2 separate regions of the Homo sapiens genome follow, and region 2 is linked to region 1. The links are chromatin loops, found by intact Hi-C in ENCODE. Cell type or tissue: heart left ventricle. All regions are shown on one strand. Links, peaks and the distances in the headings refer to the core of each region. The heading gives the core; the rest is flanking DNA. Region 1 has its middle 37 kb from the start of SBK1. Region 2 overlaps XPO6 (exportin 6).

Region 1 (15,178 bases), core at 6,044-14,043:
GTATGTGCCACCACGCCCAGCTAATTTTTTAATTTTTTTAGAGACCAGATTTTACCATGTTACCCAGGCTGGTCTCAAACTCCTGGGCTCAATTGATCCTCTCGTCTTGGCTCCTGAAAGTGCTGGGATTACAGGCGTGAGCACCACACCTGGCCCTTCCTCATGACCTGAAACGCCCCTGTGTCGGATGTTAAGTTCAAATCTACCCCTTTCGTAGTCATCTTTGCAATGCTGAGGCTGCAACTGTGCAAACCACCTTAGCCATTCTCTGCTAGACTCCCTGCTGGAGGCGGACTGCGAGGCTGGGGGAGTGAGGACACCAGAGTCCTTCCTGTTCCCATGACCCTGGGGCAATGGTGATGCTACTGGGTGGCTTGGGGGACTTTAGCCCTCCCACCACTTGCTCTTCTGTTCCCCCACCAAGTCCTCCCAAATAAACATACTCTAAGCCAGGCACGGTGGCTCACGCCTGTAATCCCAGCACTTTGGGAAGCCAAGGCTGGTGGATCACCTGAGGTCAGGAGTTTAAGACCAGCCTGGCCAACATGGTGAAACCCCGTCTCTACTAAAAATACAAAAATTAGCCGGGCGTGGTGACAGGTGCCTGTAGTCCCAGTTACTGGGGAGGCTGAGGTAGGAGAATCACTTGAACCAGGGAGGCGGAGGTTGCAGTGAGCTGAGATCGCACCACTGCACTCCAGCCTGGGCGACAGAGCAAGACTCCATCTCAAGAAAATAATAATAATAATAATAATAATAAAATAAACATACTATGAGTTAAACAGCACATCTGTCTTCCAGTGCTGCCTTGAAACAAACTCCCCAGCACTTCTTCTTCCAACCAGACTGCCGTCCTAAAGATGTCTGCAGAGAAATTCTGAAACGGATCTTACTCTCTGAAGTGAGAGCGAAGCCAGGCACAGGGGCTCACGCCTTTAATCTCAGCACTCTGGGAGGCTGAGGCAGGAAGATCGCTTGAGCCTAGGAGTTCGAGACCAGCCTGGGCAACATAGGGAGACGCCCATCTCTATTTAAAAAAGTAAAATAAAATAAAAGATAAAAAAATAAAGAAGGAGGCCGGGCGTGGTGGTTCATGCCTGTAATCCCAGCACTTTGGGAGGCCGAGGCGGGTGGATCACAAGGTCAGGAGATCGAGACCATCCTGGCCAACATGGTGAAACCCCGTCTCTACTAAAGATACAAAAATTAGCCAAGCCTGGTGGCATACGCCTGTAATCCCAGCTACTCAGGAGGCTGAGGCAGGAGAATCGGTTGAACTCAGGAGGTGGAGTTGCAGTGAAGCGAGATGCTGCCACTGCACTCCAGTCTGGCGACACAGAGAGACTCCATCATAAATAAATAATAAATAAATAATTTATATTTATAAATTAATAAATAAATAATTTATATTTATAAATGAATAAATTATATTTATAAATAAATAATAAATAATTTATATTTATAAATAAATAAATAATAAAATTATTTACAAATAAATAAATAAATTGAAGCAGAGCTGACAACTGCCTAAGAGGGCTGTTCTCACATATCCCACCTTGCTGAGGTCTGCACACAGCTTGCCCACGCTGCCAACCTTCTCTGTGAGCCAAGTGTGCTCACCCTAAGATGGCACTCCCAGCCCCCACTCTCTCCTGGTTCCTCCTCCCCACCACACAACTGTCCGGAAGAAGGATCCAGACCAGGGGGCAGAGTCCCCTGTGGCTAGGGACTGACCCCGCTGGGCTGGGCATCTGAGGCCACCAGGGAGCCACCATAGTTCTTTGGGCAGCTCCATCTCAACACAGGACCATGTGGCAGGGGCAGCTCTCTTGCTGGCATTTGATGGAACAGCTGCAGCATGCAGGGGAGGGATTCTTCTTATTGTGTATGGATCCCCAAGGACAGACTAAGGGCCAGGAGGTGGAAGGTACAGGGAGGGAGCCTGTGATGGTTAATATTGAGTGTCAACTTCATTGGATTGAAGGATGCAAAGTATTGATCCTGGGTGTGTCTGTGAGGGTGTTGCCAAAGGAGATTAACATTTGAGTCAGTGGACTGAGAGAGGCAGACCCACCCTCCATCTGGGTGGGCACCATCTAATCAGCTGCAAGTGTGGCTAGAATAAAAGCAGGCAGCAGAATGTCGAAGCACTAGGCTGGCTGAGTCTTCTGGCCTCCATCTTTCTCCCGTGCTGGATGCTTCCTGCGCTCAACCATCAGACTCCAAGTTTTTCAGCTTTTGGACTCTTGGACTTACACCAGTAGTTTGCCAGGGGCTCTCGGGCCTTCAGCCACAGACTAAAGGCTGCACTGTCAGCTTCTCTAATTTTGAGGTTTTGGGACTTGGACTGGCTTCCCGGCTCATCAGCTTGCAGACGGCCTATTGTGGGACTTCATTTGTTATCGTGTGAGTCAATTCTCCTAATAAACTCCCCTTCAAATATTCATCTATCCTATCAGTTCTGTCCCTTTAGAGAACTCTGACTAATAGAGAGCCCTTTTAATTGCCTGCAGCTCTATGGGAGGTAGTGAGTTTCCCATCCGTGTTCCTTTCCCTGGAATGCTCTTCCCACAAGGATTTGCAGAGCTCTCTACTCAGCCCCTTGAGGTCCATGCCACTCAAGTGTCACTTTATCAGTAAGGCCATCTGCAGCCACCTACCTAACACTGCAGACCTCCCACTCCATCCTCTTCTTGCTCCACTTTCTTCATCACTTATTATCATCATCCATTTTTATTAATTTATTTTTCTTTTGTTTTTTTAGATGGAATCTCACTCTGTCGCCCAGGCTGGAGTGCAGTGGTGCGATCCCAGCTCACTGCAACCTCTGTCTCCCGGGTTCAAGTGATTCTCCTGCCTCAGCCTCCCGAGTAGCTGGGATTACAGATGCGTGCTACCACACCCGGCTAATTTTTTGTATTAATAGATACGGAGTTTCACCACGTTGGCCAGGCTGGTCTCGAACTCCCAACCTCAAGTGATCCTCCCGCCTCGGCCTCCCAAAGGGCTGGAGTTAGTGGCATGAGCCACTGCACCTGGCCTATTTTTATTAATTTATCTTATTTAATATCTATCTCCTGCCACGAGAATATAACTCCACAAAGGCAGGGACTTATATCGGTTTTGTTCATTCCCGAATCCCCTGTGTCTAGAATATAAGTGCACATAGTAGGCACTGTAAATATCATTTTCATTCTCATTTCACAGCTATAGAAACTGAGGTTCATAGAGGACAAATAACTGGCTTTCACAGCACCCCTAGGTTTCCAACCCCAGATACTCTGTCCCCTTAACCCTACACTACATTGTGGTTAGAAAATGCTTATTGTAGCACTGTGTGTAATAGAAGAAGGCTGTAAACAACCTGATTTCCCATCAGTAGGGGAGCAGTTAAACAAATTACAATACCATGCATCCTGTAATAGCCTATAAAAGCAATCTGTAAATGAATTAAGCAGATCAATATGCACATATATGGAACAATCTTCAAGCTATTGTTAAGTGAAGATAGCACGAAGCCCAACGGTGCATTGCATGTGCTCTCATGTTTGAAATAATAATAGTAATGATAATGATAATAAACCGGGCCAGCCACGGTGGCTCATGCCTGTAATCTCAGCATTTTGTGAGGCCAAGGTGGGAGGACCACTTGAGCCCACAGGTTCGAGGCCAGTCTGGGCAACACAGTGAGACCTTGTCTCTACAAAAAATTAAAAAATTACGTGGTGGTAATGCCTGTAGTCCCAGGCTGAGCCTGGGAAGTTGAGGATTGCTTGAGCCTGGGAAGTTGAGGCTGCAGTGAGCTATGATTACACCAGTGCACTCCAGCCTGGGTGACAGAGTGAGACCCCATCTCAAAAAATAAAATAAAGATAAATGACAAACAGGATAGTCACACACACAAAGGCTGGATGTGCAGAGAAATGTTCTGGAAGGATGCTCTAGAAACTGTTGACAAGGCATAGGACAGCCTGGGGGCCTCTAGTAGGAGGAAGCCTTTGTATTTCTTTTTGTAGCACTGAGATTGGTTTTTTTGTTTGTTTGTTTGTGTGTGTGTGTGTTTGTTTGTTTGTTTATGGAATCTTGCTGTGTCACCGAGGTTCGAGTGCAGTGGCACGACCTTGGCTCACTGCAACCTCTGCCTCCCAGGTTCAAGCGATTCTCCTGCCTCAGCCTTCTGAGTAGCTGGGGTTACAGGTGCCCACTACCACACCTGGCTAATTTTTTTGTATTTTCAGTAGAGACGGGGTTTCACCATGTTGGCCAGGCTAGTCTTGAACTCCTAGCCTCAAGTGATCCTCCCACCTCGGCCCCCCAAAGTGCTGGGATTACAAGCATGAGCCACCACACCCAGCCAGCATTGGGATTTGAATTCATGCACACGATTTACTTTTTTTCAGCAACATAAATCCTCCACATAGTTTAAAACTCAAAGCTACAGGCGGTATCTCAAAAATTAGCAGCCCCTTATCCTGCTGCTCTGCACTCCAACTCTTCTCTTTCTAAATTAGGCAATGCATTCAACACTTTTAGCTGATCCTGCTGTTTGCTGTTGTCTTTGGAAGTCAAGGTCATTCAAACTCCAAGCAACATGAAATTCACCCAGGGATCTTGTTAAAATACAGGTTCTGATTCAGCAGGTCTGGGGCAGGTTCCAAGATTGTGCATTTCTAATAAGCTCCCAGGTGATGCTGATGCTACTGGTCCATGGATTATTCTCTGAATGGCAAGATTCTAAAGAATCTGTGAACACAGCTATTTCTTGATTTTTCTGGTTTTGATCTTACTTCCTACTATAGAAAATGAAAATGTAGTTCTCTAATATCCTATCCCTCCTCTTCCACACACATGCATACTGTCTTCATCCTCCCAATATGGTTATATAACCTTTTTGGTTAAATATGGTTACATAACCTTTTTGGTTAAATATGGTTATATAACCTTTTTGGTTAAAATAAGTTTTGGTATTTATATTATTATACCTTTGTAGATAATATTAACAGCTCAGCCACATAGTATACCATGATGGCATTTCCATTTTTGTGCAACCTTTTGTTTTCCCTGGAGTTAATCATTGCTTAATGTTTTCATTTCAGCTTTATCAGTGCATTCACAAACCCTCCTGACAAAACTGAAAGGCTCTTCTTAGTATATTCAAACACATTGCATAATCTAGGTCTTGGAGCCCCTGTCCCCCGATTCAATATAGGTTGGTTGCTCCACGTATTTCCTCTGACAGAGCGAGACTCCAAAAAAAAAAAAAAAAGCACAAGAAATGGGTTACCAAACAGAGTTTGAGGCAGAGAGGAGGATTTGGAACCTCTGCTATGAATTAGATCATGACTGCTAATTGTATCCTATTCTCCCTTCCTCTTTTCAATAGTAATCCACCTTTGCACCTTTAGCAATGCATATGGCCATGCAGCTAGAGACTGAATTTCCCAGTCTCCCAGTCTCCCTTGCAGTGAGGAACCAACTATTCACTAACAGAAAATGAGTAGGAGTAAGGAGTGTCATTTAGGCATCACTCCATCTTTCTTCCTTCTTGAGGACCAAAATGTGAGCGTGATGCTTATAAGCCATTTTCGACTGAGAAGACTACCAACCCCTGGACTGCTACCTGAGAAACAAAATTCTACCTTGTGATAAAGAAAACTTGGCCCAAACCTGGCTCAGGATATAACTTTTTTCCATGTGATGCAATTCACAACCTCCTTCTGGGAAGACATTGGCATCCTTGACAAAATGAAGAAGCAACCTTTTTTTTTTTTTTTTTTGAGACCGAGTTTCACTCTTGTTGCCCAGGCTGGAGTGCAATGGCACAATCTCGGCTCACTACAACCTCCACCTCCCAGGTTCAAGTGATTCTCCTGCCTCAGCTTCCCAAGTAGCTGGGATTACAAGCATGCGCCACCATGCCTGGCTAATTTTTTGTATTTAGTAGAGACAGGGTTTCACCACATTGGTTGGGCTGGTCTTGAACTTCTGACCTCAGGTGATCCACCTGCCTTCGCCTCCCAAAATGCTGGGATTACAGGCATAAGCCACCTTCCCCGGCCGCAACATTCTGATAAACTTTAATTCAAGTAAGACTTCTTCTAGGAAACCAGGGGCCCAGCGAGGTGGCTCATGCTTTGTAATCCTAGCACTTTGGGAAGCTGAGGTGGGAAAATTGCTTGAGGCCAGGAGTACAAGACTAGCCTGGGTAATATAATGAGACCCCCATCTTTACAAAAATTAAAAATTAAAAAAATTAGTTGGGAATGGTGACACATGCTTGCAGTCCCAGCTACTCAAGAGGCTGAGGTGGAAGGATTGCTTGAGCCCAGATCAAGGCTGCAGTGAGCTATGATCATGCCTAGGTTGGGCCTGGGCGGACAGAGCAGATGAAACTTGGCAGACGCCATTCTCCGAGCCCTGGGTCCTGGGTTCCAGACAGCTACAGTGATAGGTGAGGGCCCCAGCGGACAGATCCTCTAAATGGCCCGAGCATTTCCAGCCAGCCAAGGGTGGGCCTCAGCTCCATCAGGAAGGGCCTGGCTCCACCAGGAAGCAGGCAGGGCCTCCCCAAGGCCTAGCTATCTCAGGCCTCTTCCTCTCTTGGAGGCTCATTGTGTTTTGGAAACATTAAAAAATACCAAAAACAGCATTATGAAAACCACGGTGTATCTTAAATGTTTACATCTGCCTAATGAACACTCCTGTTTTGTCTTGGTTTTGTTTGTTTGTTTGTTTGTTTGTTTGAGATGGAGTCTTGCTCTGTCACCCAGGCTGGAGTGCAGTGGCACGACCTTGGCTCACTGCAACCTCCGCCTCCCGGGTTCAAGTGATTCTCCTGCCTCAGCCTCCCGAGTAGCTGGGATTATAGGTGCCTGCCACCACGCCCAGCTAATTTTTGTATTTTTAGTAAAGACGGGGTTTCACCATGTTGGTCAGGCTGGTCTTGATTTCCTGACCTCAGGTGATCCACCAGCCTCAGCCTCCCAAAGTGCTGGGATTACAGGAGTGAGCCACCACACCCAGCTGTAATGAACACTCTTAATACAAACACACAAATACAGTGCCATATAGCTGTTCCATTCACAAGATAATTACAGGACTCATATAGGACATTGACCACCACGGGGTAGCGGAGGAGGGTATGGTCTGAGAAGGGAGGTTTCCCGGATGACGTCCCATGAATGTCTTAGCTTTCAATCCCATCAGAGAAACTGTCATGCCTGAGTGTATGACGGCATGCAAAGATAATACCACAGGTCTACGTTTTGTTTTTCTTTTTTTCTTTTTCTTTTTTTGAGGTGAAGTATCGCTTTGTCACCCAGGATGGAGTACAGCGGCTTGATCTAGGCTCACTGTAAACCGGCCAAGTAAGTCTAAGTTTAAGGTTCTTAATGTGGGGCCCAGGCCAGATTCCTTCAACTCCTCAAGACAGGTCTGTAAGCCAGGCCTGCACCCAGGAGGATGACCAGGGCTGACCCTGAGTGGTGAGAGGAAAACTCCCCCACATCCCAAAGCAACAGAGCCAAGGGCTACAGGCCTGGCTCTGGCGCCAGAAATTTGTGACATGGCCCCTGCTGTCCCAATGGTATGGCCCATAGGTCTGGCTCAGGGGCCAGGAGGGCCTTGGGGGAGGCAGAGGGAACCACCATCCCTCTAGGAGGGGTGGCAAATGGCCGAGATTGAAGGGGTCAGACCCTCCAAGATGTTCAGGGCAGAGTTTGGAGCTGCATGGTGACTCTAATCCTCCTTCCCTAGGCTGTCATCAGAAGAGGGTCAGGGGTGGGAGAGGGAAAGGTGGAGTCTTAGGCTCTTGTGAACTGTGTCTGAGCCTCTACCCGCTACCTCCAGCCGAAGAGCCAGGCCCAGCCACCCAAACAGGAGACAGACAGAGCTTCACAGCCACTAAGAATTAAGACCTATTGATTTTCCCCATTAGCTAGAGAACGCCATCAAAGTGCATTAAAACCAGGCAAAGCGGCAGCATCGTGAATAATTAACATCTGCAAATGACAACCCCATGGGGCTGGGGGGAGGCGGGAAGGGGCTTCTAGAGGCCTGGGGCACCCTGACCCCTTCTGACCCCCACCCCAGGGAGCTATAGTCTAGGCTGCCCTCCCCTCCCTGTCTCTTGTCCCCTCTCATTCCCTGTCCTCTCCTTAAAGAAACACCAAGTCCACGGCGCAGCCAGCGACCTAAGCCGATGCAGGGAGGATAGAGCACGGAGGCAAGAGTCGAGTGGCAGCTCTGCTGTGTGTCACTGTGTAACCTCAGCAAAGTTGCTGCCCCTTTCTGGGCTCATTCTCCGCCTCTGCACAGTGCAGCGATTGGCCCAGCTGTCCTCTTGCTCAGTCTGTGGTTCTAGGGAGGAACAGTGACTCCCAAAGTCACATAGCAGGTCCGTAGCAGAGCCTGGGCCACTGCGGCCTCCCCCGCAGCCCAGTCTATGGGACCCCTTTGTGCCAATCGGAAAAAAGCACCCCCTTTGGGTAAAGCAATTGGAAGAGGCCACCCCTTTGAGGGGACCAATTTGAAAATGAATGCATGCCCTCTGAATAGATCAATTAGAAAAAGGCACCCTTCTAGGGGGACTAATTTTTTCTTTTTTTTTTTTTTTTGAGGCAGGGTCTCTCTCTGTCTCCCAAGCTGGACTGCAATGGCGCAACCTTGGCTCACTGCAACCTCTGCCTCCTGGGTTCAAACGATTCTCATGCCTCAGCCTCCTGAGTAGCTGGGATTACAGGTGTGCGCCACCATGACTGGCTAATTTTTGCATGTTTAGTAGAGATGGGGTTTCACCATGTTGGCCAGGCTGATCTCGAACTCCTGACCTCAGGCAATCCACCCTCCTCGGCCTCTCAAAGTGCTGGGATTACAGGCCTGAGCCACTGCGTTCAGCCTAGGGGGACTAATTTTTTAAAGGCACCCTTCAGACTAACCAATAAGAAAGAAGCACCATTTTGGGTGGGCCAATAAGAAAAAGGCAACTCCCCATGCTGTCACAGTTGAAAAGTGCAAGTCTTGGCAGAGCAGAGGTAGGGCTGGATACCACCCCCCAACCATCCTCCCCTCCCCTCCCCTCTCCCCTCTCCCTGACCCCTGACGGGCTGCTATCTGCCAGGGTGTCCTTGTGCATTGTGCACAGCCTAAACAACTGTACATGGCTGCTCTGTTCCAAGCCTCCACCTTCTCTGGGCCAAGGAGGCCCAGACCTATTCTTCCAGCCAGTGGAACTCAGTTCCACATATATCGATGGTCCCTTCCAAGCCTCTCTGCTTCCCCACCTCCAAACTCCTCAGCCCCTTAGCTGACCCGAGTTCCCACTTCCATCTTCCTCCCACCCACCCTTCCTCCTCAAAGCCCTGGATGGGCAGCTCTGGAACCAATCCCTCATGCATATCCTACTGCATCACCTCTGCTTCTTGCTGCCTTGCAGTGCACCGTCCCTGCCTTCCATGCCTCTGAGCCTTCGCATACTCTATTCTCTCTGCTGGCGATACCTCCTCTCTTGAGCCCCCTGGAAAACTCTACTCACTCTTCAAGGCCCAGCTTAAAGATCTCTGCCTCTCACTCTCCTCCTCAAATGCCAGCCAGTTCTTGCCTCTGGGGTTTTGCACCTCTTCCTAGAATGTTCTGCCTCCAGATCTGGCTGGTTCCTCCTCCTTCCTCCTCCTCCTCCTCCTCCTGCAGGTTTCAGCTCCAGTGTTCCCTTCTTGGGAGGTGTTCCCTGAACACCCCATCTAACTACCTCCCCATCAGCCTGTCACATGTCCCTGTTTTATTTTTTTCGTAGCACTTTGGACAATCTGAATTTATTTTTCCTTGGTTTACGGGTGTTTCCAGAGCCATTGTGAATGGTGGTGCATGTTGTCAACTGCAGAGGAGGTGAGTGGGGCCGAAACCCAGCCTGGGCCCACACTACAAGCTGGTGCTGGGGCTGTACCTGCTTGGCGGGAGGCACCTTTTCCTAACTCACATGATGGCACTATGCAGGCAAGCTGCAGCTCCACTGGTGTCACCTCCTGCAGTGACACCCAAACCCACCAAAGAGGAACGGCACCTGCCCACTTCACTGCTGTGTGTCCATGTCCAGCATGGTGCCTGGCACCAAGCAGGTGCTCAATAAACATTTCCAAGCCTGGTGCAGTAGCTATAATCCCAGCTACTTGGGAGGCTGACATGGGAAGATCGCTTGAGCCCAGGAGTTTGAGACCAGCCTGGGCAGCATAGCAAAACCCTGTCTCAAATAAGTAAATAAATAAATAAATAAATAAATAGATTCAGGCAAACAAATTCTGTTATGATTCCCCCACTCCCACCCTCTTCCCATACTCCTCAATAAAATACGCTAGGCACTGTGGCTGCTTCGTCACTGGGTCTCACTGAAGCCAGCCCCAGACCTGGGTCCAGGGTTGGCAAAGGTGACTGTTAAGGGAACATAGGAGGACCCAGGAAGTTGAGGGGTGATTGTGTGAGTTTGGGAGCCCTGGGGATGCTCCCTGAAGCCCTGAGCCCCTTCTATCCCAGAGGAGCTGCCCTGAGCTCCCAGTGCCCCTTCCCAGGGCCCCCCAACTTCCTGGGGGTACATGTGGAGGGGTCAGGTGGCCCACACACTCCCAAGCCCCGGGAGCCCAGTGCAGCACAGAGACTCATGGGCAGGAGGTGGCACTGAGGGTCCTGCTGCAGCAGCCAGGCTCAGAGCGGGGGCAGGATCAAGGCACCACCCTTCCCTCTGCTCCCCGAGGCCACTTCGCCACGCTGCCTGGCCGCACCCGCCCGCCCTGCCAGCCTCCCCAGCTCTGGCAGAGAAGGAGTTAACCTCCAGGCTTCTCAGCGTGAATGTGGAGCTATTAATACCCACAGCCCAGCCAGTCTGCCAGAGAAGCCACTGGAGCTGGGGAGAGCAGGGAGCCGGGAGAGCCGCCAGTCGCAGCCGAGCCGGGACCGGGACTCCAGGGGTCAGAACTTTTCTCGAGGACAGCGTGGGCACCGTGCCAGCCTCACCTGGCCCTTGCCCGTCTTTCAGCTGCAGGTCCCAACCCTCTCTCCTGGAGGCCACCCATGCCACTCACCCCAGCCGAGGAGAACAAACTTTCTTAGGGAAGGCACCTCTGCGGCCGTGCTGGCTGGACCAGGAGGAGCAGACGGCTGGACAGACAGGGGGACTGGGGCACGGGACACCTGCAAGCCTGCCCTCCTAGTCCTGCCTCTGACAGACAGCCACAGAGTGGGCAGCCGGAGGGCCTAGGGCTCCACAGGGGCAGTTGGGGGGGCACTCCCAGACCTCCGTCTGCCCACCAGCCACCTCGGAATCCAGGTGGCTGGACACCGCTTCGCACGGCCCAGCCCCGTGGCTGGAACCCCCACGGGTCAAGACAGGAGCCCCCGCCAGACAGAGCCCCCGGCTCCTCCACCCACCGAGGCGACGGGCAACCTGAGTGAGAAGGCACAGGTGGCGGGCGGGCAAGTGCAGAGCCCTGAAGCCGACGGGCTGCTGACCCTGGAGCGCCCTGGCTCGGGGACTCCTGCCCAGGCTGGCGATGATGCTGCGGAGGCCACCCCTGGCCACCCCTGCCCTGTCCTGGAGCTGCCTCCGGCCTGGCCCATGGGCTGCGGAGTCGATGATGTGCCGGCCTTCTGCTTCGTCTGCTTCCACAGGGAGGAGGAAGAGGAGCTGCTGGAAGAAGTCCCATTGCGGAGGTCAGTGCTCGTGGGTGGCCAGTGGGTGGGCAGCAGGTGGGCACAGCGCTCGACCCAGGGTGCCTGTGGGCCTGGCAGTCTTGCTTCAAGTCAATCTCTCTCTGTCCACTGCTTACCACCCACTGCCACTTCCTGCTTCAGATCTCAGATCTCTCACCTGGTTGTTGCCACAGCCTCCTTCCTATCTCCCCCACCCTAGCCCCAGAGTGGCTTTCACGTCCTCTCCCACAGTGAGCATGTCCCTCCCCTGCTCAGAGCCCTCCATGGCTCCCAGCTCCCGTGGGATAAAGTTAACACTCGGCTGAGCATTCAAGGCCTGCGTGATTGGGGCCGACACTCCCCACCTCATCTCACTCTGTTCCCCTATATTAACCTCCAGTGAAACTCTGCCCAGACTTCTCTTCCCCCATTCTCCTCCATCCAGGCCCAGCTGCAACGCTTCCTCCTTCAGGAAGCCCTCCTGGATGTCCCTGTCCCACCCTAACCTGAGAGCCACCTTTCCATCCTGCACTGCAGTGGCACCTAACAGATGTTCCATCTTTGTTGAATTCATACACGAAAATGCATGCATGTGTATTTGCTTGTGTGTGTGTGTGTGTGTGTGTAAAAGAGAGAGGGAGAGAGACAGAATGGTTTGTGTGGCTGCGTGACTGGGTATTGGGGGTGACCGTGTGTGACTGTGAGCCTGTGTACATGTTTGTGGGAGCAGGTATGAGTGCTGCATACCTATGTGGAGGGAAGGGCTGTGCCTGGGGCCCAGTGGGAGTTCAAGCCCTAGAGATCATTGTTCCTTTAGCCAGCTCTCCCCACCCCCACCTGCAGGGAAACCCAGGCTCCAGCCAAGTGCATTATCCAAGCTGTGACCACAGGCTCTGGGAGTGATCTGCAAGGGAGACAGGGGTCACCTCTGCTCCAGCCCAGCCTGCCTGTGCCTCCATCACTGTCTGAGTCAGCACTACCCTGCCCTGGGTGGGGAGAAGGGTAGGCATGGGCCAAGCCAGTTTCCCCCTCCAGGATCCTTCCAGGACAAGTGGGCCAGGCGAGGGCTCCTGGAGCCTGGGCTGGGTTCCTCCCTGACTTTCTCTGTTGGACTCTGGGTGCACAGTTCCCGCTCCGTGGGCCTCTGTCTCCTCATCTGTAAAATGGGAGGATGTTCCCTGCTATGGTTGTCAGCTTAACATTCAACACAGTGACTGGCCACCCACAGACTGCCAGGGCCTGGGCTGGGGACTGGAACCTGGCTCACAGGGTCACAGCCTGCTAGGAGAGACAAAAGAGAAGACAGGTCAGTTCTGCACAGGGTAGTGGGCATCTTGATGGGCGTGGGTGCACAGTGCCTAGGAAGTCAGGAGGCAAAACAGACCACCTCTGCCCACAGGAGCCATCGGAGGCCCACCAGGTCTGTCTTAACGTGCAAGTGCCTTCCCAGGGGTGAGAGAGGCTGAGGAAAGGGCATCGCAGGCAGTGGGAACGGCAAGAGGGAAGGCTTGGTGCAAATAAGAAACAAAGTGTGGATGGTGAGGATGAGGCTGGCAGAACAGGGCCAGATCACAGAGGGCCTGGACGCTGAGCCGGGGACCTGACCCATAGGCACTGGAGCAAGCAATGGGGAAGACTCGAGGCAAAACAGGGGCAAGTGAGGAGAGGCAAGGAAATAATAGGTGCAGAAGGGCTTCTTGCCCTAAGCAAGAACTCCTAAGCAATGGTCTCATGATAGAACCCCGTGTTCATAGTGAACACTCAAAATGCTTGTTGAATGAATACATGAATGAATGAATGAACGAATATGACATTGAAAGATAGGGCATCAGGCGGGGTGTGGTGGTTCACACCTGTAACCCCAGACCTTTGGGAGGCCAAGGCGGGTAGATCGCTTGAGCTCAGGAGTTCGAGACCAGCCTAGGCAACACAGTGAGACTCCCGTCTACACACACACACACACACACACACACACACACACACACACACACACACACAATTAGCCAGGCATGGTGGCATGCACCTGTAGTCCCAGCTATTCCAGGGGCTGAAGCAAGAGGATCCCTTGAGCCCAGAAGTTCGAGGCTGCACTGAGCTATGATCACGCCCCTGCACTCCAGCCTAGGCGACAGAGTGAGACCCTGTCTCAAAAAAGAGAAAGAGAGAGGGCATGGGAATAATCTGAGTTGAATTGTTAAAAAATACTACACTCCCAGACCCTGCATCGGAGATTTTGCAGCTTCAGGTCTTAGGATGGATGTGTAATGTTGATCAGTTTCCTCCAGGTGAACAACGTAAGCAAACCAGCATTTGGGAAGCCCCAGAAAGAGACAGGAATAGGCCTTAGGGTTGGCAGCCGTGAAATCTGCCCCCTCATCCCTCATCCCTTCATCTCCCACCTCTGATTCTGGGGACTCTCTGTAGGGGATGTCTCTCTGCCTCCTGCCCTGGGAGTATGGTAGCCTATGTTTGCAGGAGCTGGTCTCCTTTCTAGCTGGCAGGTTCTGGCCCTTTAAGACCTGGGAGGGGACAGGGCCAGGCTGGGCAGAGACAGTGACCACAGGTGCCAGGTGGTGAAGCTAAAAATACTGAGTGATGTGTCCGCCCAGGCTGCAGGAGCCAGTGCTGGCTGGGGAGGGTGGGACAGAAGGCTCTGGAGTGTTTCTTTGCTGCTGGAGGAGGGGCAGTGGGGCAATGAGGCTGGGTGGGGTCACCTTGGGGGCTTAGAGAAATCTGTGGCTGCCCCCAGCCAACCCCGCCCCGCCTCTCCCAGCCTTGCTCCAGCCCCTGGTAGGCTCCAGGATTCAGTCCTAGAATAGCTGGCTGCCACGTTTAGCAGCCCTGGGCAGGCTAATTCTGGTGCATCCTGCTTCTGTGTGATCCTGGGGAAGTCACTTCTCTTTGGGTCTCTGCAAAATTAAAGAGTTGGACTTTCTCAGGCATTTGTAGGGAAAGAAAGGCAACGAAGGGGGGCAGGTGACCAGTTCACTCCTTTGTGGATTCAGTACATTTTCCCTGAGGCTCCCTGGGGACTGGATGCTGAGGCCACTGCGATGAATGTGACACAGCCATGTCCCTGGAGGGGCTCACAGCCTAGTGAAGACAAAAACAACACACGCTCGAACAGACAGCACAATGTGCTATAATAGAGGTGTGAGCACTGTGCCCTCGGCTTCTGTTGTGGGACAATGCAAGAGACAGCCCCACAGAAAACACATCTGCATTTGATGAAAATTTGTCAGCAAACGCATCACCCACAGTAATGTTCACCAGCCACCTACATCTGGTGTTTTGATGTATTAATTAAGGTGAGGCAAGCTGTTGGAATAAATAAGCTTGGCAATCGTAATGGCTTAACACAGAAGAGCCTTATATTCTGGGTGTGTGTGTGTTTTGGGGTGGGGGTGGTGATGGAGGAGACTCTGCTCCACGTGATCTTTCAGGGATCCAGGCTCCTCTCATCTTGTAACTCTGTCATCACCCACGGCCACTGCTGGATCTT
Region 2 (15,178 bases), core at 2,428-10,427, 74 kb before region 1:
CAAAATCCTTTTCAGAAGAGTATAAAATTACTGACAACTTACCTCAAAAACTGTTAAACTGTACATCATTACATAGTCATTCCTAGTGCTGGAGAGAAAGTACAGGCAGAATCTCCAGGCTCCTATTTGCTGGGCAAAGTTATTAAGAAGCTCCTCTGGAAAAGTTAAATGGCAACAAAAGAAAGCTATGAAAATACATGAAATTAGACAAGACTGGGCTATCTTATTATTATTTAAACATGTCTCTCTGCATATAATGTAAATGATGTCAAAACCAGCGGATTCTTTAAGATAGAAAGAATAAATCATACAATATTTTTCTGCGTCTGAGGTGACCATGGACACTGACAATGTTTTCAGCCACCTAAAAGCCAATAACCTCGCTATGGATATTTCTCTAGGCAGAGAAACTTTCACTGCTAAAGTTCTTATTTAAGCTAATGTGTGGCTGGAATGTTCTAAGAGTACCCTTCCATCTTCTTAAAACTGCTAGCTAACTTACTTCGTCTGAATATGAGCTACATTCTAGGGCCTCGCCATTCCTCTACAAATCTTCAGTGGAGCCTACATTGTTCACACACACAAAATGACGGCTAGAAAGGCAGAAAAAGAAAAGATTAAGACTAATTCTACAAAGATAGGAAAGGAAAAAAATGCAAGAGAATTCAAAACGGCTAACTCTTCATTTGGGTTGGTTTTATTTTAAAACACTGCCACCAAAAAAGTGAATCGACCGGTGGCAAGAGCAACGATGACGAGTGTTGCGGCGAGTAGCCCTGTCCACACATCACGTTGGTTAGAAACGGTTTTCCTCCTCCTGAGGCTGCTGATGGCATCAGCCAGAACCCACAAGGCAGCAAGCATTACGGGGCTACCATCATGTTTCTGGACATGCTGTCCCTTAGTCACCTTGACCTGCTGCACTGGTCATGAAATATAATCCAAAAAGGGTAAAAGTGCAAAGGCCCACAACCTTGAGAGATTCTAGAAAGCCTTTGGAAAAGCAGAACACACAGCAGCTTCTTCTAATCCTCAAGTCATTGCTCTGCTAGTTCCCTACAACTTAAGCTAAATGCAACGACGCAGTCTCATTAAAAAATCCATGGAAAGGCCAGGCACAGTGGCTCACATCTGTAATCCCAGCACTTTGAGAAGCTGAGGCAGGAGGACTGCTTGAGGCCAGGAGTTGAAAGACCAGCCTGGGCAACACTGAGACCCTGTCTCTACAAAACAATGAAAAACTTAACTAGATATGGTGGTAAGTGCCTGTAGTCCTAGTTAATCAAGAGGCTGAGGCAGGAGGAGACCTTGCTCTGTTGCCCAGGCTGGTCTTTAACTCCTGGCCTCAAGTGATCCTCCTGTCTCAGCCACCTGAATAGCTAGGATTATAAGCATGAGACACCACGCACAGATGGCTATTTAAAGAAAAAAAAAAACTCGACAACTTAGGAGAGTGTCAAAATGAACATGCTTTGGTGTGCCTGAAGCTTTAGCCCAGGAGGCCGAGGTTGCAATGAGCTATGATCACGCCACTACACCCAGCCTGAGTGATAGAGCAAAATCCTATCTCTTAAAACAAAACAAAACAAAAAAAAAAAAACAAAAAAAGGCCGGGCCCATTGGCTCATGCCCGTTAATCCCAGCACTTTCGGAGGCCAAGGCGGGTGTATCACGAGGTCAAGAGATCGAGACTATCCTGGCCAACATGGCGAAACCCCGTCACTACTAAAAATACAAAAATTAGCTGGGCGTAGTGGCAAGTGCCTCTAGTCCCAGCTACTTGGGAGGCTGAGGCAGGAGAATCGCTTGAACCCGGGAGGCAGAGCTTGCAGTGAGCCAAGATTGCGCCACTGCACTCCAGCCTGGCGACAGAGTGAGGCACCATTTCAAAAAAAAAAAAAATCCAAGCCTTTTAATTTTAGATCATTTCAAAGAGGGCTCGTGGGGCTATGAAACCATGAGCTCTTAATGCTATGACCAAAGACTGAAGTTCTCTATAGGACGCCATAGCACTCAATGGTGCTGTTTTCCTGAGGAGACATAAGAAAAGGGGGGAAACATATTTTTGTAGAGATGGAGTCTTGCTATATTACCCAGACTGGTCTCAAACCCCTGGGCTCAAGTGATCCACCCGCCTTGACCTCCCAAAGTGCTGAGATTACAGGCATGGGCCACCATGCCTAGTCAAAAACATTATTTTAATAAAAATAAAAGTTAATTACAAATCCATAAAAGGAAGCTAACAGCCTGCCCTAATAATTAAGCAAAGGTTTCTGTGAATCCCCAAAGTGAAGTCAAACCAGACTGGAACTGAGGAACTCTGGGCTCTGTTCTAGACTCTGAGTCTGACCCCAGGTGAGTCACTGCTCCCCCTTGATGCTTCTGTTTCCTCCACTCTACAATGACCACATGGTCTCGAGGTCCCTGCTAACAGCTCTATCAATTTCTAGAGCACTAGTGATTTACCTTTGCTGGAGGGTGGGTGGAGCCCTTTGAAGAAAAGGCTTCCTTCCTTTCTCTGACCAAACTAGGAAAAGCCTAGAGTTTATCCCAAGACCATAGAAAAGAAGCAATAAGTAGTCCAAGTCCACACACTCAAATAAAGCTACAATGACTAGGTACAAAGAGAACTGAACTAAGACAAGCCTACTGTATAGAAACAAACCCCTGGATTCCCCTCAGCCTGCACTCAAATTTGGCATCTGGAGCATTTGGCTACTTAAATCTCTTTTAAGATCAGATTAGAATATGAACATGTTCAGAAGGTTCTACGTTTAATTCATGAAATAGAAGGTGAGAAATATTTGATTTACAAACCAAAAATTAAAAGAATCAAAAGCATTTCAATTATAATCTAAAACAAGACTTCAAAGAATACAGTAGAGTGTCAGAATATCGAAGACTAATGGCCAGGCACGGTGGCTCACACCTGTAATCCCAGCACTTTGGGAGGCCGAGGTGGGCAGATCTCTTGAGGTCAGTTCAAGACCCACCTGGCTAATACGGTGAAACCCCGTCTCTACTAAAAATACAAAAAATTAGCCGGGGGTGGTGGTGGGCACCTGTAATCCCAGCAACTCGGGAGGCTGAGACAGGAGAATCGCTTGAACCCAGGAGGCGGAGGTTGCAGTGAGCCGAGATCGCCCCATGAACTCCAGCCTGGGCAACAGAATGAGACGCCGTCTCAAAAACAAAACAAAAAAATTTTTTTTTGAGACAGGATCTTACATTGCCCAGGCAGTGGGAAGCCCCCAAAAGTAATACCAGTTATGGGATTTCTGGGCACTATTAGGTTCAGATCAGACGTCTGCACAGCAAAACATGTTCATTTTGACACTTTCCTGAGTTGTTACTGTTTCTCTTTAAATAACCATCCAGGTGCAGTGGCTCCCGCTTATAATCCCAGCTATTCAGGAGGCTGAGATGGAAGGATCACTTGAGGCCAGGAGTTCAAGACCAGCCTGGGCAACATAGCAAGACCCTGTCCCACCCCACCCTAGACGCCCCCACCAAAAAGTCGCAGGCTTCTTATATGAAAGTTCAACAACATTGCTGAAATTAAGATCCACAGTGATGGATTTTCTTTCCTTTGGTCAAGTGGAGGGGTTTCCCCAGCCACCAGCCAACAGAACCAGAGCGAAAAGAGCAAGAATTCAAGTGGAAAGCACGCAGACTTGACCAGTCACGGCTACGAACAACTCCTTCCTCCCTACCAGGGCCTCCTCATTATAAATTCCTCTTTACAAGTCAATGCTCCACTTACCTATCTCACGTTTTCTTTCATTGGTTGTACAATCGTGAAAAAATTCTGTCATCAGACTTTCCAATGCCCTGAGAGAGGCTTCTTCAGATGCCTAACAAAGGAATTTGAAAAAAAATCAATAAGCTGCATCTTCAGTTCCACTGTTCCTCAGTTCCTTCTAGGTCACATTCAACAGCAAGAGCAATTTACTTCCTCAAAATCTTGGTTCAACATTCTTCAAATGCATGGTATATGCCAGAAAAAACTGAAGGGAATTTCCCAGCTGGCTCAAAACCCAACGTTGTTGTTGCATCCTCTATAAATTCATGCTACTGTGCAGCTGATTTTCAATTATGTATGCTAAGAAAAGGGGAAATTCAAAATTCAACTCTGGAATAATGATTGAAAGCAAATTAGCCCCTGGCCCTTCCTGAATGGGCAGAGCAGAGAGATTCAAGAAGGCCAGAACTCCTCATAGACTATTCATCCCTGATACATTTCCCCTGTGTCTGAATAATTTGTCATATTTTGATTCACAGCACTTATATCAAACAGCTTCATGGATTCTCAGGGGTTTGGGGGGTAACCAGGGAGAGTGGTTTTTTTTTTTTTAAGAGACAGGGTCTCTGTTTGCCCAGGCTGGAGTATAGTGGTGCAATCATAGCTCACTGCAGCCTTGAATTCCTGGGCTCAAGCGATCTTCCCATCCCAGCCACCCAAAGCAATGGGACTACAAGTGTGAGTCATTCACTGCAACTGGCCATGGATTCTTGGAGGTTTTTGAAGGCATTCCAGGAGTCATACAGTCAATTCTCAATCTCACGTGAGCAGCCAACAGAGATTAAAGTGCAGCTGAGAGCCAAGCTAACTAGGGATTCAAAATTAGCTCCTGTAAACCACAGGCCCACAGTGAGAGCCAGACTCTCAGCAGAACTGCTCAGGTTGGAAATGAGAGGAGAGGCAGCTCAAGGCCCCCAGTACCCATCCCCTCCCTTTGGGGTTCATATGGAGCCCCAAAACCCACTTCCTTTATTCTTACTCAAGTAGGAGTCGCAGGAATGACCTTGAGTTAACACTCCTTCACACAACCTGCCTGCAAAAAGGTAACCATTCCCAAACCATTTTTGAGTCATCACTGGTATAATTCTACCCCAGACATAATCAAGAGCCAGCAGCAGTTGTGATTATTTAATTATCTCTTAACTTCTTTCTTCCCACCTATCTCCCTTCCCCATATCCTCTCCATCAACCATGGACTGAGACCTGACTATAAAAACTGCATTTTAAAACAACAAGCCCACACTCAAATGTGTCACATGTCAAACTGTAGTATACCAGCGGCCTCCGTCGGGTGATTGACTTTGTGAAGACTGAGGAACAAATTTTCATCTCTGAGGAAAAACCAGCACTTCTCAGTACCAATTACAGAGGCTGAATCAGACTTGATTCATAAGCGTGTGCACACCAACCAACACACACAAGTGCACTCACTACACAGAACACAGGGCCACGTTCCTCCCACACTGAGGTCACAGAATGATGGCTCTGCAATGACACCTGAACTGCGACACACTGAATGATGAATTATTGTACAATACTTTGAGCGCTTGTGAGTGAGAGAGACTTTCTTCCCTGAACTTTGTATTTAGGATAAAGATTAGCCTAGCCCCCTACTCCTCTTTCAGACTTCCATATCGGTTTAACTAAAAAATATCCTTGGCTTGCAAGCCAAGCTGTTTTATTAAAAACTATCTATTTTTTCAAACCCAAAAATAAACTGAAAAGTGAAGCTAAAATAAGACTGCAATCTTCTAAAATGTTTCAAGTGTTTGTGTTGATCAAAACAGCCTCACTGTTCTCACTGACTTTATAAATAAATGCTATAAATGCAAACCTCTAAAATGAGTGTACATAATAAAAGAACGCCGTAGTCTGTTTCATAAATCGAGTCTGGTGTGCCATTTCATTTGAAAAAAGGATTTGCTATTTAAAATAAAAAGGCTGTGGGAAGATGCAGAAGAATCAAAAAAAATAGCACATGTTAAAATAAATCAATAGTTCTTCTGGAGCCAAAATGTGTTCCTGGAAACTAAGGACACATCTGCAAATCATATCTCTCCATAACTTCTTGTGTTGAATCATTTTAAAGTAGATCCTGCAGCAAACTTGAGCTTATCACATCCAGGCAATCAACCACCACCATTTATTTAGTACTAGATTCTTGAGGAAGAGATCTGAGAAATAAATGATTACTGGAAAGTTCCTGATAATCTCCAAAAAGAATCCAACTCTGCCACCATTCCCAGTCCCATCTACCCTTTACTCTCTGCCCCAACCCAAGAAGTTACAGTTCCTGCAGAAAGTGGAAGGACAAAAGTACTCCTAAGAATCCCAGATGGGCTGGCCCAAAGGTACTGAGTTATCTCACTGGACTGTTTGCAGTCAGTTACAGATCCAACTCCTTGTTCTACTCTTTCCCCCGTTCTCACTACTACACTTCACTAGTTTAAAAAAAAAAAAAAAAAAAAAACCCAGATGCATTTTCCCATTAAATGATGGCTACATGAAAAAGGAAGCTCCAAAACCAAATCCGGGGCATTACCAGGTGTTTCTCAACAAGAACAAATAAGTGCTGTTTGCATTTTTAATCATTTCTATATCTGTAACAACAATACCTGCCTCACAGGGTGATATGAGATCCAATCAGGCGATCCATGTAAAACTGCTACATAAACCATAAGGAATTATCTAATCTGTAGTTATGGCTGATCTCATTTTTATTTGGTCTTAGATACCAAATGAAAACAGACCAAAGCAAAACAACAAAAGTGGTCAGGCCTACTTTGAAACTAGAGACTCATGCCCTCAGGTTTAAGGGCTTTCTCCCAATCATATCTAGTGGGGCTTTTCAGACTAGATTTCAAAATGAAGCTATGTAAAATGTATAGGCGGGAAAAATCAGGAGGCCAAGAATTTGCTAACATCACACAATCAGAACAGAGGTAGAAAAGACATAGAAGGCACATTCAAGGATACTGGTTCAAGGATACTGGAGAATTCCCTGGCTCCCGTTTGGCAACAAAGCCACCGGAACCTTGGCCAGCTGTTTCAAGCAAGTGGTGAAGCCAGAAAGTAGATTGGGTGAGTTAAGGAATTAACTGCAAGTGAGGAAGAGGTAATACTCCAAGCAGATTACACTTTCAAGTAATGAAAGGGACAAAGAACATAAAACAAAATCCAAGTGCCATCGTGTGGTAGGGAGACAAGGCTTCCATTCCCAAAGGCTATTCAAAAACTTTATCTCCTGCGCTGCATTAATTTATGAAGAATAAGAAAATTTATCTGACTGCCTCCTACCTTGTGCTTGGGATTTAAGCCTCAGACAGATCTTGACAAACTAAGGAAAGGTAAGATAAGTTTAAAACTAAGTGAGACACATTCACACACAAAAATTCCAGTTGGATTGTAGATACAGAGTATCTTCACGAGCTAGGGGTAGGGAAAAATTTCTTAAACAGAACACATAAACCACTAACCATAAAGGAAAAGACTGGTAAGTTGAAATGTTCATCAGATGGCACAATGGAGAGAGTGTAAAAGAAAGCCACAAAATAGGAGCTATCTGCAATATGGAAACAGGGAACTCATATCAGAGCATAAAATAACTTCAACAAATCAGTAAAAAAAAAAAAAAAGACAAAGGACTTCAATTTTTTTGGACAGGCAAATAATTAATTATAAAAGAGGGTATTCAAAAAGCCTATAAATAAGTGTTCAGCCTCATTAGTTATCAGGAAAATACAAATTTAAAATAAGATAGTGCTACACATCTACCAGAAAGGCTAAAATTTAAACGACTGACAATAATAAGTGTTGATGAGGAGGCTGAGCAACCAGCACATGCATGTACTGCTGGTGGGAGTATACACTGGTACAACCACTCTAGAAAACTGACAGCTAAACATATGCATATCTTATGACCCTGCAATTCTACTCCTTGATATATACCCAACAGAAATTTTTACATGTATACCAAACGAAAACATACACAAATGTTCACAGCACTATTATACACAATACCCAAAAAGTCAAAAGAACCCAAATATCCGTCACCACTGGAATGGATGAATAGTGATTTCTTGATAGAGGAGAATATTATAAGACAACAGGAATTAATATTGCTACATGCAACAACACAGATGAATCTCACAAACACAATGTAGAGTGAAAGAAACCAAAACACAACCTTTCATTATTCACTTTATATTAATTTTAACAACAACAACAAAAAAAAGCCAGGCATAGTGGCCCACATCTATAATTCCAGCTACTTGGGGGGCTGAGGCAAGAGGATCACTCGAGCCCAGGAGTTCAAGGCTGCAGTGAGGTATGATTGCACCAATGCACTCTAGCCTGGGCAACAGAGCAAGACCTTGCCTCTTAAAAAATAATAATAATAATAATTTAAATAAGTAAAACTTATCTATGGTGTTATAATCAGACTAGTGGTTACCTTGGAGGAGGAGGGATTCTGGTAATAGTCTATTTCTTTATCTGAGTGTTAGTTACACAAAGATGATCAACTTTACAATTTATCTGCTTCTGTGTAAATATATACTGCAATTTTAAACACTTAATGTTTTAAAATCCTCATTTCTAAAGTCCAGGTTGGTGTTATCAGACTCTTTAGAAACTGTATTTTAGCTCTATCAGCACAACTATGGCTCTGGGGACTGGCAATAAGCCTGCAGGTAACAGTGTGAGCATGAGGCTCCTGATTTCTAGGAACCATCTCTTGTCTTCAGAGCTGCCAGGATGGCAGCACAAGGTATTACAACCCCATAAGCCTATGCTTCCCCAAGAGTTACTTGGCTCACCTCAATAGCAAATGGCACATACACTTAAAATCCTTGGGCAGGATGACGAATTAAGCTTGGCTCAGAATATACTCTTGGAGAGCTCTGCATAGATCTAAAACAAACCCAAGTTTTCTGTTCCAGAAACAGTTAAAACTGCAAAGGTGATAAGCTTGCAACTGTGCCTGCCCTGACTTTATCTGCTCCTTTTACTTTGCTGCTCATGGGTCAGCAGTTCAGAGATCTATGCCATTGACTCATTTATTAAGGGACTACTAAGTCCACCAAGACCCATAATCACCTAAAAAAATTAAAACTTGGAAGAAGCAGAAGGGTGACATAATTTGAGATCGCCTTTGCTTCTTCCCCATATTCTCCATCCACAGCAAACACCATCAGGTCTGCGGACTGTTGCTTCTCACTCTTTTGCAGGTTTGTACCTTCTCCCTCACCACTATTTCTACGGAGCCCTAATCATCTCCTGCCTACGTTACTATAATTGCTTTTACCTGGTTTCCAGGTTTTCCAATTCCAATCCAAACAGTACTTTACCGCCAGATAAATTCTCTTAAATATAGATTTTTCTGCCCCAGTTATTCTTTTTTTTTTTTTTTTTGCTAAAGACATGGTCTCTGTTGCCAGGCTAGAGTTCAGTGGCATGATCCTAGTTCACTGAGGCCTCAAACTCCTTGGCTCAAGCAATCCTCCTGCCTCAGCTTCAAATAGCTGAGACTACAGGCACATGCCACCACATCTGGCTTTTATTTTCATTTTTGTAGAGCCTGGGTCTTGCTCTGTTGCCGAGGTTGGGGTTGAACACCTGACTTCAAGTGATCCTCCCACCTTGGCCTCCCAAAATGCTGGGATCACAGGTGGGAGCCTCTGCATTCAGCCTAATTTTTTTTTTTTTTTAGAGACAGAGTGTTGCTGTATCACCCCAGACTGGAGTGCAGTGGAACAATCACAGCTCACTGCAGCCTCAAACCCCTGGGCTCAGGCGATCCTCCCCACTTCAGCCTCCTGAGAAGCTGAGACTATAGGCACATGCCATCACACCGCTCCAATTATTCTAAACCTAGCTTTAATTCTGGAGTGACTAAGCAACTCAGCTATTTGTTGGAGAAATGAGAATTCAATACTCACTAAGTAACTGATATTGCTTAAATTAAGCCCCTGGGATACAATGATGAGTAAGACGGTCCCTAACTTCAAAGAACTGAAGGTGGCCTAGCAGTTACATCCTGTAGTCCTGGCGTACATATAAACAGCCTCAGAAGACCAAAGAGAAAACTAACTCTATCTGAAGGAAAGAAAGCTTCAAAGGGGTGATTTGGGTTTTGAAGAGCAAGGAAGTTTACTAGGAGGATAAGAAGGAAAGCATGCCTGATTCAATGTCACTCGCCATAGGAAGCCACTCCAATCTGAACACTCATGGTCTCATAAGCGAGTACCTAGCCCCATCCTGCATTTGCTTCTGAGACTGCAATTTATAGTTTAACCTTCATGAATTTTCCTACACAGATTACAGTACAGATCAGGTCATTTACATCTTGTGTCTTTGTCTTGTAATCAGTACTACAGAATTTTGCCCTTGGTGCTGTTCTCTGGTCATTTCAGAATGGCAAAAGTTTTAAAATGCAGGCTCTAGGGTCAGGTTCCCCAAGTTTGAATCCAAATGTGCAGCTTGACCTTGGCCTAGTTATTTAATGTGTCACTGTTTCTTCTTGTGCACAAGTGGGGACAGTAAAAGTACCTAACATATTGGGTCATTCTGAGAATTAAATAAAATGTAAAATACATAGTAAACACAATGTCAGGCATGAAGTGTGGGCTGAAAGTCACTGTTCATACGTCATAGATATTAGGCTTCTCTACCCAGAACATCAACTGTCTGGAAAGATGCTCTATCTAGTATGTCTGTATTTTCTACAATATCTACCATGGGCTGGTGGCTCAACTATCTTAAAGACCAAATTCAAGACAGTAAAAGGAACAAGAAAACTGTTGGTATCACTTTCAGTTTCTCAAGAATACTGGTAATTCCTCCAAATTGAAGATACATGTGACTCTTTACATTTTCCCCTTTAAGGGTTCTGACCATAAGCAGACTTCTGCTCACACGCAGATTCAATCTGTGTTGAAAAACAGGAGACTGCTAACACTGAGACTGAAGGTGGATAATAAGGTGCTTTTCCCTAAGATGTAGCAGCTAGAAGGTGGTTTCCTCAAACCCTGATTAAATCTGTAATATGTTACCTAATGGCCTCTAAAACAACCCCCTCTAAGCATAACCTTTTTACAAAATTAATCTTGGGGAATAATGACTATTTTTTAAATTTTTTTTAAATAAAGATGGGGTCTTGCTATGTTGCCCAAGCTAGTCTTAAAACCCCCAGGTTCAAGCAATCCTCCCACCTATGCCTCTCAAAGTTCTGGGATTACAGGCATGGGCCAACATGCCCAGCCAAAAATGACTATTTTTTAAAGACACTTCTATTAAGCTTTTTGCCATCCTTTCCCAGAGCCTCATTTTGTATAATCTACTAGGAGGTGAATCATATGGGTCTCCTATATTCAGGTTCATGGGCTCATAGATACCAAACCTCAACAAAATGAGGACTAGTATCCCAGAGTGCCATTCAAATATCCCTGTGGCATATCTAGAACAGTGTCATTACCCTATTTGCTGTATATAAAGGTTTCGAAGAAAAGTGATTCTATCCCTGCTGCCAACGAAGGTTAAAAAGTATGCAAAACATATCCGGTGTGTTACAACACATGCGATTAGCAAAGATATTCAAACTCATGTAAACTTTCTCTGAAAGCTAACAGGATTACCATAGATGTCTAAACTCTCAGATCATCACTCTCACTTCCCTACACCCTTCACCACTGCAAAAAAAAAAAAAAAAAAAAAAAAAAAAGGAGAGAAAAAAATCTTTGACCTGTAGGCCTGCACACAAGTATGAGATGAAATACTAAGCTTAAAATAACATGCATGGGAACCAGGGCGAGTGACATCTACCTATCCCCCTCCTGAAGTCATTCAGCTCAAAAAGCCAGAAAGCTAGAAAAGTGCATCAAGGAAGCCCCAGTCAGGAGAACGACATTCAGAACAATGCTTCCTCCCATCTCTCCCTCCGGTCACTACTGCTCTTTTGCATCCCAGCCCGTAGATATTTTCCTTTTCCTTTTGTTTTCTGGAGGCACAGGTCTTGCTCTGTCGCCCAGGCTGGAGTACAGTGGCACAAACTCTATCTCCCGGGCTCAAGCTATCCTTCTACCTCAGCCTCCCAAGTAGCTGGGACCACAGCTGCACACCACCACATCCAGCTGATTTTTGTATTTTTTGTAGAGCTGGGGTTTCGCCATGTTGCCCAGGCTGGTCTTAAACTCCAGGGCTCAAGCGATCCGCCTGCCTCAGCCTCCAAAAGTGCTGGGATTAGAGGCACGAGCCACCGCGCCCAGCTGACACTTCCTTTAAAAAAAAAAAAAAAAAGCACAGCATATTGAAGTGGAAATCTCACTTTATTCCTCTATTTAAAAAAAAGAAAAAGTGGTGAAGCCCACTGACCCTCCACAGTCTAGCAGTCAGCAGGGCAATCAGGGAAGCCCAGAGACACTGGATGACTCGCTCAAAGACACACAGCCAGTGAGCAGCCAGCCAGAATCTCAGCCCCAGCCACACCCATGTGAGTTCCTTTCCTTAGCCTGACTGTGATAGGACAGCGTAAGGCCAAGCAGAGGGAAGACCGAGGTACAAATATACATTGATGTAATTCATTCTAAACATTGTGTACAAGAGTTGCAGGAGAAAAAAAAATGTCTTCTACTGAAGCAAACAGACAACCACAGCATGTAACAGGACTGCTAAGGCTGGGCAGGCGCGCCCACCCCTCTATTAACACAATCTGGAACAAAGTCATCCCCTCGCATGAGAAAGGCTTCTTGTTTTCTTGTCTGCAGCTTAGATCTAGACATAACTTTGCACAATATCTTCACACAGACATTTAATATTTGATTAAAACATACACTCTGGCTGCATCTAAACATAATTTTAGTCATTAAAAAGCACTTTTCTGCTTTAATCTAAAACTACCATAAAGTTGATCGATGGCAGAACATTCCTCTATTATTTCTTGGGTTTGCACAAAGTGCCCAGTCAGATTGTCTGTCTCTTCCTCTAATTACTGCTGAGGACCAAGAGTTAGAAGCAAGATGACTGCCGGGTGTCTGGGCCAGGAAGTTCAACTGATCCCACTGTGGCAGTGATAACATGGAAGCAGCATATTTTCTCCCCATGGAGACCAGTTAGAGGAAACATCTTTGTATACAGAGGATGGTACGTTTTATGCTGGGAAACCTCATCCACATAGTATTGGAGAATGCATAAAAACAAGACTCATCAATCAGCTACCAATGGAGAGGTGCACCAGTTTCTTTCTTTATTTTTTTTTTTTTTTGAGACTGAGTTTAGCTCTATCGCCCAGCTGGAGTGCAGTGGCACAATCTCAGCTCACTGCAACCTCCACCTCCCAGGTTCAAGCAATTCTCGTGTCTCAGCCTCCCAAGGAGCTCGGATTACAGGTGCCCGCCACCACACCTGGCTAATTTTTTTTGAATTTTTATTAGAGACAAGACTTCATCATGTTGGCCAGGCTGGTCTTGAACTCTTGACCTCAAGCGATACCGCCCACCTCGGCCTCCCAAAGTGCTGGGATTACAGGCCTGAGCCAGCGTGCCCAGCCTGGTTTCAATAATTTTAAACAACAAATCTAAAGACTAAAGAGCATGACAAGTAAATGCTACACCTGACCACAGATTGATCCTGGACTGGAGGGAAAAAATGCTATGAAAGGCATGACTGAGCCAATTGACAAAACTGGAATACAGGTGGTAGTAGGTTAGATCAAAGTACTGAATCAATGTTCTATTAACCGAAGATGGTAACTGTACCATAGTCATGTGGGAGAATGCCCCTATTAAGAAATATATGATATAGGGCAATGGACCATGACAAAGGCAACTTACTCTAAAATTGTTCAGAAAAAAATACATGTGTGTGTGAATGTACATGCATGTACATGCATATATGTCTATATATACATATAAAGAGGGAACGTGCAAATAACGTTAACAGGACAAAATATTAACGGTAGGTGAGTTTGGGTAAAGGGTATGAGAGATCTTTGTATAACTTATTCCTTGAAATCTTTCTATTTGAAATCATTTTGAAATAAACAGTTTTTAAAATACCATCCACTGGCCGGTACCCTCTACCTTGCCCCTGGCTGCTCCCAGCTAGCTAGGCATATGGGAAAGAGAAATGGAGAAAAGGATACAATAGGAAAGAATTATTCTCTCAGGTGCCAGGTTTATTTTCACCACAGTTACACAGCCTAGACATTAAAATGTTTGCATCTACTGGTTGGGCAACAAACCATATCCACTAGGAGCTAAAATACATATATTTTATATACTTATTTATATTCCAGTCAGAAGGCTTAATTAAACAGCCAAAAAAAGTAAATGATAAAAATAGTTATTCTGCAGAAACTGTCTAAAGTAAGTAATACAGCCAAGAGTAGGCTCTGTCTTCACAGTCCCATCTGCTTCCCTTTCCCAGGTACATATCCCAGGAGGATGGATGTTTATATCTGCATGCCTAGTATTAAACTCAAAAGATACTTACTGGGCACATTAACACAAGGCAAGCTACCAAGAAATGCTAAAACACGATCACAGAATCTTAAGACAGAAGTAAACAAACCCCAGAGCACAGCAAGTCCAATCTTGTTCTACAATGAGGAAAATGAAGCTGAGAGAGAGCATCCTCCCAAAGTCAGCTAGCTGTGGGTCAAGTGAAGACAGGGGCAGGCCACCAGAGCTCTTGCCCAGTGACAGCTCCTACACCCCTTGAGGAAGCACAGAGGAGTTCTGCTCCAAGGGTTTTAAGGATGATGAATGAGCTGGCTTTACCTGGCATTGGATGACATCAGGTAATGAATGAGTATGAAACTGACGAACCACTATAAAAGCATGCTGCAAATCTAACATGATGATTAACGCTACTGCTCAGGTGAGTAATTTCATTTCAGCTGCTATTACCACCTGTGCTATTTAAGAGCAAGTCTCTTGTAAAACCACCTTCATCCTGAATTATTCCCAGGTAGACTTGGCATTTTAAATAAGTTAACATAATGGCTGGGCGCGGTGGCTCACGCCTGTAATCCCAGCACTGTGGGAGGCTGAGGCAGGCAGATCACCTGAGGTCAGGAGTTCGAGACCAGCCTGGCCAACATGGTGAAACCCCATCTCTAATAAAAATACAAAAATTAGCCAGGAGTGGTGGTGGCGGACACCTGTAATCCCAGCTACTCAGGAGGCTGAGGCAGGAGAATCACTTGAACCCAGGTGGCAGAGACTGCAGTGAGCAGAGATCGGGCCACTGCACTCCAGCCTGGGTGACAGAGCAAGACTCCGTCTCAAAAAAAAAAAAAAAAAAAAAAGTTATAATATTATTTGACTTTGGTAAAAATCTCTAGACCACATTACTACTGGGAACTGGGGTAGCATAATC

Evidence for each region. A loop is a pair of places that touch in the nucleus more often than their neighbours do. Peaks named below come from ENCODE experiments on the same cell type or tissue, not always from the same donor. Only the 100,000 strongest peaks of a DNase experiment are listed, where the experiment ranks them.
Region 2: it touches region 1 in a loop (8-fold over the local background); 2 of 110 quality-filtered maps call a loop at or near these places.

The regions. Positions count from the first base shown.
Region 1 is chr16:28,247,806-28,262,983 of GRCh38, forward strand. It overlaps a transcript of SBK1 not described here. Among named protein-coding and RNA genes, the nearest start is that of SBK1, 37 kb to the right of the region's middle. RefSeq lists an enhancer at 12,709-13,209. In heart left ventricle, for the core only: no CTCF peak of the experiment used is centred there; DNase peaks (open chromatin) are centred at 10,936, 11,586 and 12,643; H3K4me3 peaks cover 2,513 bases; H3K27ac peaks cover 2,197 bases; H3K27me3 peaks cover 1,233 bases.
Region 2 is chr16:28,177,178-28,192,355 of GRCh38, forward strand. XPO6 (exportin 6) reads right to left here. Exons shown (of 24, transcript NM_015171.4): 2 at 3,764-3,854; 3 at 43-155. It also overlaps the pseudogene LOC124900376 and the pseudogene RNY1P10. Among named protein-coding and RNA genes, the nearest start is that of XPO6, 27 kb to the right of the region's middle. RefSeq lists enhancers at 10,495-10,664, 11,749-11,798 and silencers at 12,191-12,330, 14,946-15,118. In heart left ventricle, for the core only: no CTCF peak of the experiment used is centred there; no DNase peak of the experiment used is centred there; H3K27ac peaks cover 932 bases.